2 separate regions of the Homo sapiens genome follow, and region 1 is linked to region 2. A link is an interaction called in ENCODE POLR2A ChIA-PET data of the cell type or tissue named here. Cell type or tissue: Caco-2. All regions are shown on one strand.

What was found. Peaks named below come from ENCODE experiments on the same cell type or tissue, not always from the same donor. Only the 100,000 strongest peaks of a DNase experiment are listed, where the experiment ranks them.
Region 1: POLR2A ChIA-PET joins it to region 2 with 6 read pairs; 3 of 35 experiments call an interaction of 5 or more read pairs at or near these places.

Annotation. Positions count from the first base shown.
Region 1 is chr1:52,941,894-52,946,893 of GRCh38, reverse strand. All of the region lies in intron 2 of SCP2 (sterol carrier protein 2), which reads right to left. It also overlaps the pseudogene H3P2. Among named protein-coding and RNA genes, the nearest start is that of SCP2, 17 kb to the right of the region's middle. In Caco-2, no CTCF peak of the experiment used is centred here; no DNase peak of the experiment used is centred here.
Region 2 is chr1:53,022,976-53,027,975 of GRCh38, reverse strand. SCP2 (sterol carrier protein 2) reads right to left here. Exons shown (of 16, transcript NM_002979.5): 13 at 1-7. Among named protein-coding and RNA genes, the nearest start is that of PODN, 37 kb to the left of the region's middle. In Caco-2, no CTCF peak of the experiment used is centred here; a DNase peak (open chromatin) is centred at 2,755.

The DNA.
Region 1 (5,000 bases), 81 kb after region 2:
GTAGAGAGGGGATTTCGCCATGTTGGCCAGGCTGGTCTCAAACCCCTGACCTCAAGTGATCCACCTCCCTTGGCCTCCCAAGGTGCTGGAATTACAGGTGTGAGCCACCAAGCCTGGCTTTTTTTTTTTTTTTAAACATATAAATGTATTTGAAATTTTTTTAATTCACAAAGATACTAATTATAATAATCAATTATTATAATTTATGAAGTAATTGGTTACAGAATTGGGTTAGTCAAAAAATGAGTTATCTTTTCCTGCTTAACGTATGGACAAAAAACAAATGTCTTATAATAATGTTTATGAGACTATGTTGAGAAGAACATTCTCATATGTTGCCAATGAGACTCTACGGGTGTAAACGCTGAAAATTAATTTGGCAAGAATCTTGGTTTCACACAGTGGCTTACTGTACTTTAGGAGGCTGAAGTGGGAGGATCACTTGAGCCCAGGAGTTTTGAGACCAGCCTGGGACCCCATCTCTACAAAAAATAAAAATTAGCCAGGTGTGGTAGCATACACCTGTGGTCCCAGGTACTTGGGAAGCTGAAGAGAGAGGATCACTTGAATCCTGGAGGTCAAGGCTACAGTGAGCCATGATCTCACCACTGCACTCTAGCCTGGGCAACAGAGCCAGACCCTGTTTCAAACAAACAAAAAAAAGAGGCCAGGCATAGTGGCTCATGCCTGTAATCCTAGCACTTTGGGAGACCAAGGCAGGAGCATTCCTTGAGCCCAGGACCTCAAGACCAACCTGGGCAATATGGCAAAACCCTGTCTCTACCAAAAATACAAAAATTAGGGGGGCGTGGTGGTGTGCGTCTGTGGTCCCAGCTACTTGGGAGGCTGAGGTAGGAGGATTGCTTGAGCCCAGGAGGTCAAGGCTGCAGTGAGCCATGATCACACTACTGCATTCCAGCCTAGGCAACAGAGGGAGACCATGTCTCAATTAAAAAAAAAAAACAAAAAAACTTAAAAATGATCATATTCACTATTCCTGCAATTCCACTTCTAGGCTCTTTCCTCAAAAATAAACAGAGATTAGAACAAACATCTATTTAGCAAAATGTTCATTACAATTTTTCTAAAATATCAAAAACTTGGGAACCTAAATGTCCAACAAAAATAATGGCATATATATATATATATTATGCACAACTTAAACATTCTTTTCCAAACAATTTTTTTTTTGAGACACAGCCTCACTCTGTTGCCTAGGCTAGAGTCCAGTGGTGCTAACTCAGCTCACTGCAAGCTCCACCTCCTGGGTTCCCACCATTCTCCTGCCTCAGCCTCCTGAGTAGCTGGGACTACAGGCGCCCACCACCAATCTGGCTAACTTTTTGTATTTTTAGTAGAGATGGAGTTTTCACCGTGTTAGCCAGGATGGTCTCGAACCCTTGACCTCAGGTGATCTGCCTGCCTTAGCCTCCCAAAGTGCTGGGATTACAGGCATGAGTCACCACACCTGGCCCTTTTCCAAACAATTTTAAGTAGAAGGAGAAATGCTCATGAAAAAATAAATTTCAGAAATTAGGATACAAGCTGTGCACAGTGGCGAGTACCTGTAGTCCCAGCTACTCAGGAGGACTGCTTGAGCCCAGGAGTTTGAGGTGGAGTGTACTATGACTGGACCTGTGAATAGCCACTGCACTCCAGCCTGGGCAGCATAGTGAGATGTTGTCCTTAAAAATATCTAAATAAATAAATAAATAGGATACAAAACTACAAATGTGATCCCATATAGCCATAGGGGAAAAATGCTAAAATAGAATAACACCAAGATACTAATAGTGACTAGGTCTGGGTCAAAATTTTGTTTTCATTAGTATATAATTATTCGTTACAATAAAACACATGCATTGCTCTTATAATCAGTGGGAAAGAATGAGTTACAAAAAGGTATGTTTAGCTGGTACTCTGTACCTCCTTTAAATGCTAACAGCAGGCCAGACACGGTGGCTCACGCCTGTAATCCTAGCACTTTGGGAGGCCGAGGCGGGTGGATCACCCGAGGTCAGGAGTTCAAGACCAGCCTGGACAACAGGGTGAAACCCCATCTTTACTAAAAATACAAAAGTTAGCTTCAGGTGCTCCGCCCACCTCGGCCTCTCAACGTGTTGGGATTACAGGCGTGAGTCACCATGCCCGGCCAGATTTCTTATTACTAGTCAATCCCCAGAGTTAATTTCAAACATCATTAACTTTACCTCAGTATTACCATTTTATAATCAAAATATTATACACACACTAAAGTAATTTCAAATTTTTTAATGAAATAAAAGAAATTGGTCAAAAAATATAGAGAAAGCTGATCAAAGCATCTCCCACTTCAAAGACAGGCAGAAACTATTTGGAGGCATCAATTGAGAGGAGAACATTTAACAACGCAGAAGATAAACATTAAATGAATAATGTCTGCCCTGAGAACCACTGCAATTAATCAAATCTCTTGAACCTTCCTTTTGGAGAACAGACATGCTCTGATTCCTTGTATAACATTTAAGTATTGAGTTGAATAATCAGAGTTGATGTTGAAGGAATAGTTAGAAAGAGAAAAAAGAAAACAAAAAAAAAGTTGAAGCAAAATCTAAATATATATGCACTGGATTTCCCCATAATATTACTTATGGTAATAAGCAGGAACATCTAAGGAATAAACACAGTAACTCCTTTTGGGTTGCCTGGCAACAACGTAGCAGGAATTGAGTTGGGGAGGCTCCCTAGGAAAAGGACTGTGCCTAACAACTTATGGGATGAAAGAGAAGGTCTCCAGGTGTTGACAGCAGGTATTTCCCAGAATTCCCCTAAACAACCGGCACCTAAGCTTAGAGTACTTGCCCCCAAACCAAAACATTTATTTAGGTGTTCCAGCACTGCTGCCCCTCTCTATCACCAGCACCACCTCTAGCTGGCAGAGTTCCACCCAAAGAAGGAGGGTAAGTAAGGAGGTCTCTATACCATGGCTAGTACAAAGCTGACTGCCCGAAATGAACCACTGGTAAAGCATCCAGGAAGCAACTGGCTATAAAAGCTGCTCGCAAGAGTGTGCCCTCTACTGCAGGGGTGAAGAAACCTCATCATTACAGGCCTGGTACTGTGGCACTCGGTGAAATCAGACGTTATCAGAAGTCCACTAAACTGATTCGCAAACCTCCCTTCCAGCGTCTGGTGCAACAAATTGCTCAGGACTTAAAAACAGATTGGCACTTCCAAAGTGCAGCTATTGGTGCTTTGCAAGAAGTAAGTGAGGCCTATCTCGTTGGCCTTTTTGAAGACACCAACCTGTGCACTATCCATGCCAAATGAGTAACAACAGACATCAAGCTAGCATACTACATATGCAGAGAATGTGCTTAAGAACCCACTATGGGCGGGGTGCGGTGGCTCACGCCTGTAATCCCAGCACTTTGGGAGGCCGAGGTGGGCAGATCACGAGGTCAGGAGTTTGAGACCAGCCTGGCCAACATGGTGAAACCCCATCTCTACTAAAAATACAAAAAATTAGCTGGGCAAGGTGGGGGGTGCCTGTAGTCCCAGCTACTCAGGAGGCTGAGGCAGGAGAATAGCGTGAACCCGGGAGGCGGAGCTTGCAGTGAGCCGAGATTGCACCACTGCACTCCAGCCTGGGCGACAGAGCAAGACTCCGTCTCAAAAAAAAAAAAAAGAACCCACCATGTTGGGAACCATTTCATTCTCAAAAACAAAAATATTCTGTTCTTGTTATTGGTAGTTCTGAACATTAGATTTTTTTTCCATGGAGTCAAAGGGCACCTAAGCATATGATTGCAAGTGGAAAAATAGAGTACAGAAATCAAGTATTGGTAGTTTTTCCATTTTCATGCGTGTGTGAATTTTTAGTATAACTGCAGGGATAAAAAGAAGCCCGTTAGGCTGGGCGCAGTGGCTCACACCTGTAATCCCAGCACTCTGGGAGGCCGAGGTCGGTGGATCACCTGAGGTCAGGAGTTCGAGGCCAGCCTAGCTAACATGGTGAAACCCCGTTTCTACTAAAAATACAAAAAAATTAGCCTGGCGTGGAGGTGTGTGCCTGTAATCCCAGCTACTCGGGAGGCTGAGGCAGGAGAATCACTTGAACCTGGGAGTCCGAGGTTGCAGTGAACTGAGATCATGCCATTTGCACTCTACCTTGGGCAACAAGAGTGAAACTCCATCTCAAAAAAAAAAAAAAAAAAAAACCTGTTAAATTTTTCTGGCAATGCCAGCATTTGGATTTTTTAAAAATAATTAAATTTCTTATTGATGGCAAAAAAAAAATTCTTTATATATATCATGTAAAGAAGCTTTCATACTTGTCCCCTTTTTTTAAAAAAAGAGAGGTGGGGGAGAAGAAGAACAATGGATGGGGATCTCTCTGCTACAACTCAGACCCACAGTGCAGCCAGATGCAGCCTGGTCGTGGCACGTCTCTAAAGAATGCTGAATGCTTAGAGAACCAGGACCCATACACCTGTAGATCCTTCTCCCTGTTAGTTCCACTCACACCAATATTCACCCGTCTTTTGCTCAAAAGTACTAATACTCATTATAATAAACAGTAACAAACTGCATCACCTCCTTTAGTCATGCAGTAATCTAGTGACAGAAAAAGAATTCTCTATGTTGGCTCAGTGAAGTAAAGAAAACCACCATACAGGTATTTAATACATTTGGAATGTGATTATCCCTTTTCCAGGAAAGGAAGACACTAATTTTGTTAGAACTCCTGAAGTTAACACACACTAGAATGATGTTATCCCTTTTAATGACCCTACCTCTCTCTCCCACAGATCCCTTAACCATCTCAACACATATTTGGATAGCACATAAAATTGTAAGCCACTCTCTGCTCTGGCTATGTAGCTGCTAAGAATGCCCAAGCTCTTTTCCTTTGTAGTGAGTCACTAGACATTTCTCTGTACGGGTTCTTCTCCCTTGACTGGGCTTCCTTTTGTGCTTGCAAGGCTGCCCCATCCATGAAATCAAGACAGACCACATAA
Region 2 (5,000 bases):
AAAAGAACTGGGGAAAAGAAACTGTTTCAATTCATGGAGTCACATAGGTACTAGGTTTTTCAACATTTATAAAATAGTAATTTTCAAAATTTTCAAAAACCCTAAGAACAGAGATGTTGCAAATCTTATCCAAAGGAAATCTTTAGTAAGCATATAAAATAATTAAGCTTGGCCGGGCGCGATGGCTCAATGCCTATAGTCCCTGCACTTTGGGAGGCCGAGGCGAGTGGATCACCTGTAGTCGGGAGTTCGAGACCAGCCTGGCCACCATGGAGAAACCCCGTATCTACTAAAAATACAAAAATTAGCTGGGCATGATGGCGCATGCCTGTAATCCCAGCAACTCAGGAGGCTGAGGTAGGAGAATCGCTTGAACCTAGGAGGCGGAGGTTGCAGTGAGCCGAGATGGCACCATTGCACTCCATGCTGGGCAACAAGAGCGAAACTCCGTCATAAACAAAGAAACAATTAAGCTCTTCTTCTCATTTTTTCAACACATAATCAGCTCATTAGGAGCTAGAAGTTTTTCTTGAAAATACAGTAAACCAAAGAAGCTACCCTCATGAATCTTACATCCTAGTGGAGGAGACAATTTAGAAACAAAAAAATAAATAATATAGTTAGCCAGGCACAGTGGCTCACACCTGTAATCCTACACTTTGGGAGGCCAAGGCGGACAGATCGCTTGAGCTCAGGAGTTCGAGACCAGCCTGGGCAACATGTTGAAACCCCGTCTCTATAAAAAACACAAAAATTGGCCTGGTGTGGTGGTGCGTGCCTGTAGTCCCAGCTACTCAGGAGGCTGAGATGGAAGGATTGCTTGAGCCTGGGTGATGGAACCAGACCATTTCTAAATAAATAAGTTATTTATTAACCTATTATGGTGGCATGTGTCTGTAGTCCTAGCTACTCAGGAGGCTAAAGTGGAAGGATCACCTGAGCCTGGGAGATAGAGGCTGCAGTGAGCTATGATCACACCACTGCACCCCATCCTGGGTGACAGAGTGAGAACCTGTCAAAAAAAAAAAAAAAAAGTGCAGCAGTTGTTCAATAAGCATCTGTCTTTTTCTACCCCTCTCCTCTCATGTATGTCTCCCTGCAGTCCTCAAATCCATTTCTCCTTCCTCTTTCCCTTTTCCTTCTATTATTTCATACTTTTTCTCTCTCTCTTTCCCACAGGGACTCTGTCGCCCAGGCTGGGGTGCAGTGGTCCTGTCACAGCTTACTGTAACCTCGAACTCCTGGTCTCAGGCAATCTTGCCTCAGCCTCCCAAGTAAGCTGGGACTATAGGCGCATGCCACCATGCCCAGCTAATTTTTCAAATTTTTTGTAGAGACAGGGGCCTTGTTATGTTGCCCAGGCTGGTCTCAAACTCCTGGGCTCAATCGATCCTCCCACATTGGCCTCCCAAGGTGCTGAGATTACAGATGTGAGCCACTGTGCCTGGCCTCGTTTCATAAATATTTAATGACTTCTTGCTACATGCCAAGCAAGACATTTCAAAACACTGGGGATATGATAGTGAACAGATCAGACCCAGTCCTTGCACTCACTTAGTTTATATTCTTCCAGTGGAGGAGAAAAAGAAGTAAACACAAAATAACTGCAAACTGTACCAAGTACTTTGAAACAGGAGTAGGGTGACTATAGTTTACTATACATTTACATTTCTAAATAGCAAAAAGAGAATAATCAAAAGAGAATAATTCAAATGTTCCTAGAATAAAGAAAAGACAAATATTTAAGGTGATGGATATCCCAAGTATACTGATTTGATTTTCACAAATTACATGAATGTATTAAATTAGTACTTGTACCCTGAGACTATGTACATCAGTTATGCATCAATAAAAAATAATTTTAAATTTAAAAAAAAGGAACCTACTTTAGGAAGGACAGTCAAGGAATGACCTCTAAGACCTTATTAAAGGAAGAAAAGGAGCTAGCCATTCAAAGAGGAAACTGCAAAGATCCTGAGGGAGAAAGGAGTATGTTAAAAGAAAGTCAAATAAGACCAGAGTCTCTATAATACAGTAGGTGTGGGGAGAGTGACATGAAATGAAATTGGAGAACTAGGCAGGCCAAATGATGATGCAGGCAGGCCAAAGTAGGGAATTTGGAAATCCATAGAAATGATAACATGGAAGTGAAATTGTTTGATTTGTGATTATTCTTACAACAGTGTGCTGAACGAATGACGATGGAGAGAGGAGCAAGAGGAGTGGGCACTAGTTAGGAGGCTGTTGGAATAATCCAGATAGGAGGTGATGGTGGCCTGGACTACAGAGGCAGTCTGCCAGTAGATAGAGAGTGGGAATAGATTCAAAATAGAAATAGAATCCACAAGCCTTGCTGTGGGGGTGAGGGAGATACAAAGAGGAAAGGGCAAGGATTATCCAGGCATTTGGCCTGAATAACTGGGTGATGGAGAGGCCATTACGAGGACAAGGAGGAATGTAGTGGGAATAGAGGGGATCCAAGTTCTGTTTAAGGCACAGTAAGTATACTATTTTATAAAACAAGAAAGCCATGGATATGAGAGTCTGGAGCTCAGTGGAGAGGGCCAGCTAGAGATAAAATGGAGAAATCATCAGCATAGTGAAAGCATTTAAATCCCTGGGCAGGGACTGTAACAGAATTATAGAGAAACAAGAGAGTCCAGCACAATGCCCTTTAGACCTCCATTACTCAGAGTCAGGGACAGAAGGGAAAGCAGCAGCCAGTGATGCAAGAGGAAAACCAGCATGGTGTCATAGGAGCCGGGAGCAAGATTCCAGGAGGGAGGGGCAAACTGTCAAATGCTGCCACAAGGTCAAGTATCCACTAGATGTGCACATGGAGAGTACAGATGACCTGACCTTGACAAAAGCAGTTTTCAGTGGAGGGTGGAAGTCAGATTATAGTGAATTGAAGAGTGAATAGAAGAGGGAAATAGACACAGCGTGGCTCTTTTGAGACATTAGTCTTAGTGGAACAGTAAAATGAGGTGGTCTCTGGAGAGGAATGTGGTGGTATCAAGGAAGAGTTGTGGGATTTTTTTGGTGGGGGGGATAAAGATGACATCTTTATTTTCACTAATCTCTTAAAGAAATGTAGCATTTCTGGGCAGGCGTGGTAGCTCACACCTGTAATCCCAGCACTTTGGGACGCCGAGGCAGGTGGATCACCTGAGGTCAGGAGTTCGAGACCAGCCTGGCCAACATAGTGAAACCCCGTCTCTACTAAAAATACAAAAATTAGCCGGGCATTGTGGTGTGCGCCTGTAAACTCAGCTACTCGGGAGTCTGAGGCAGGAGAATTCGCTTGAACCCAGGAGACAAAGGTTGCAGTGAGCAGAGATCATGCCACTGCACTCCAGCCTGGGCAACAGAGCAAGACTCCATCTCAAAAAAAAAAAGAAAAAAAAAGAAAGAAAGAAATGTAGCATTTCCTTCTGGATGTGGGCATATGAGAGTCCTATAACTTTTAAAAAATATTTTATTTTCCAATTTTTTATTATGTTAAAATACACATAAAATTTACCATCCTAACCATATTTAAGTGTTCAGTTTAGTAGTATTAAATACAGTCATAATGTTGTGCAACCATCATCACCTTTCATCTCCATAACTCTTTTCATCTTGCAAAACTGAAACTCTACCCATTAAAGAGTAACTCCTCACTCCCCCCTGCTTCCAACCCCTGGCAACCACCATTCTACTTTCTGTCTCTATAATTTTGAATACTCTAGGTACCTCTAGGTACTATGATTCTAAGTGGAATCATATAGTATTTGTCTTTTTGTGACTGACATATCACTTGGCATAATGTTCTCAAGGATCATCCATCTTGCAGCATGTCAGGATTTTCAAAAAGGCTGGGTTTCATTTTAAGATGAACAAATCAGAACAGGTATGCCTGATGATGGTAAGGAACCTGGAAAAAGGAGATGGAAGGAGAAAAATCTTGTGGCCTGTGACAGGACGAGGAGACTCAAGCGAAGAAAGAGGATCAGATGGGTGTAATTCTCGTGTAGTGGGTCTGTAGGTCTTGGATGGAAGTTGAGGAAGTTTGGGTTTAATGGCTTCTATTTCTCAACAAAGTATAAGGCAAAGTAATCAGCAGAGAGTGAGGGTGAAAGGAAGGGTGTGGAGAGTCTAAATTGAAAAGAGAGCCTACTAGAGGAATCATATTAATATATGAACAGGGAATGGAACCTCATCTCCAGCAAGCAGACTCTGTGCAGTCCTCGTTGCACAGAATGCCACCTCACACTTCTATGCCTTTGCCACTGCTGCTCCCTGGGTCCAGAATACCTCCATCTTAGCAAACTCCATTTCTCCCTTCGAGACCCAGCCCTTTCAGGAAACTACTTTTCTGTGAAACCCTACTAAATGTCAACGGCTTAAGAGCAGATACCATACCTTTTCTTTAAAAAAAATCTCTGTATTGCCAGTTCCCAGCAAATCATAAGCATTTAGTGAATAGTGACTGAATGGAACTGAAGTTACCCTGAATTCTCCCTTGCCTAACTCCTAATTCCTTCCTGTTCCATTCAGAGCAGAATTATCTATGGTACAGTATATCGTCTTGGTCAAAAGTCTGAATATGTGACCTAAAATCAAGTAGCCACAGCTAGTTCTCCACAAGCCAATTTCATTTCATTGGTCCAATTTTTCAGTTACTTTTAATCATCATTGTGCCCTTTTCCAAACTTGCCACATCTTGCATGTTCCCAAAGGTCACAGGTGTGTCTTTTATCTTGCTTGTTTTGAAAAGCTCATGAAGTTAGTGATGAACCAACTTTTCATCCAGATTAAAAGTTAATATGTAAAGTTTTATCAATGTTTTCTGAAAACCCCTCATTCCTTAAAATTTATATATGTGCCCTGCTCTAAGAAAACTGAATATATCAACTTAAACTCAGAGAGTATTCACATTCACAAAAGGATGTTCCTCATGATTTCTTTACATAAAAAGTTCTTTTATCAGAAACTAAATTCCAATTGGTTTTATTTTT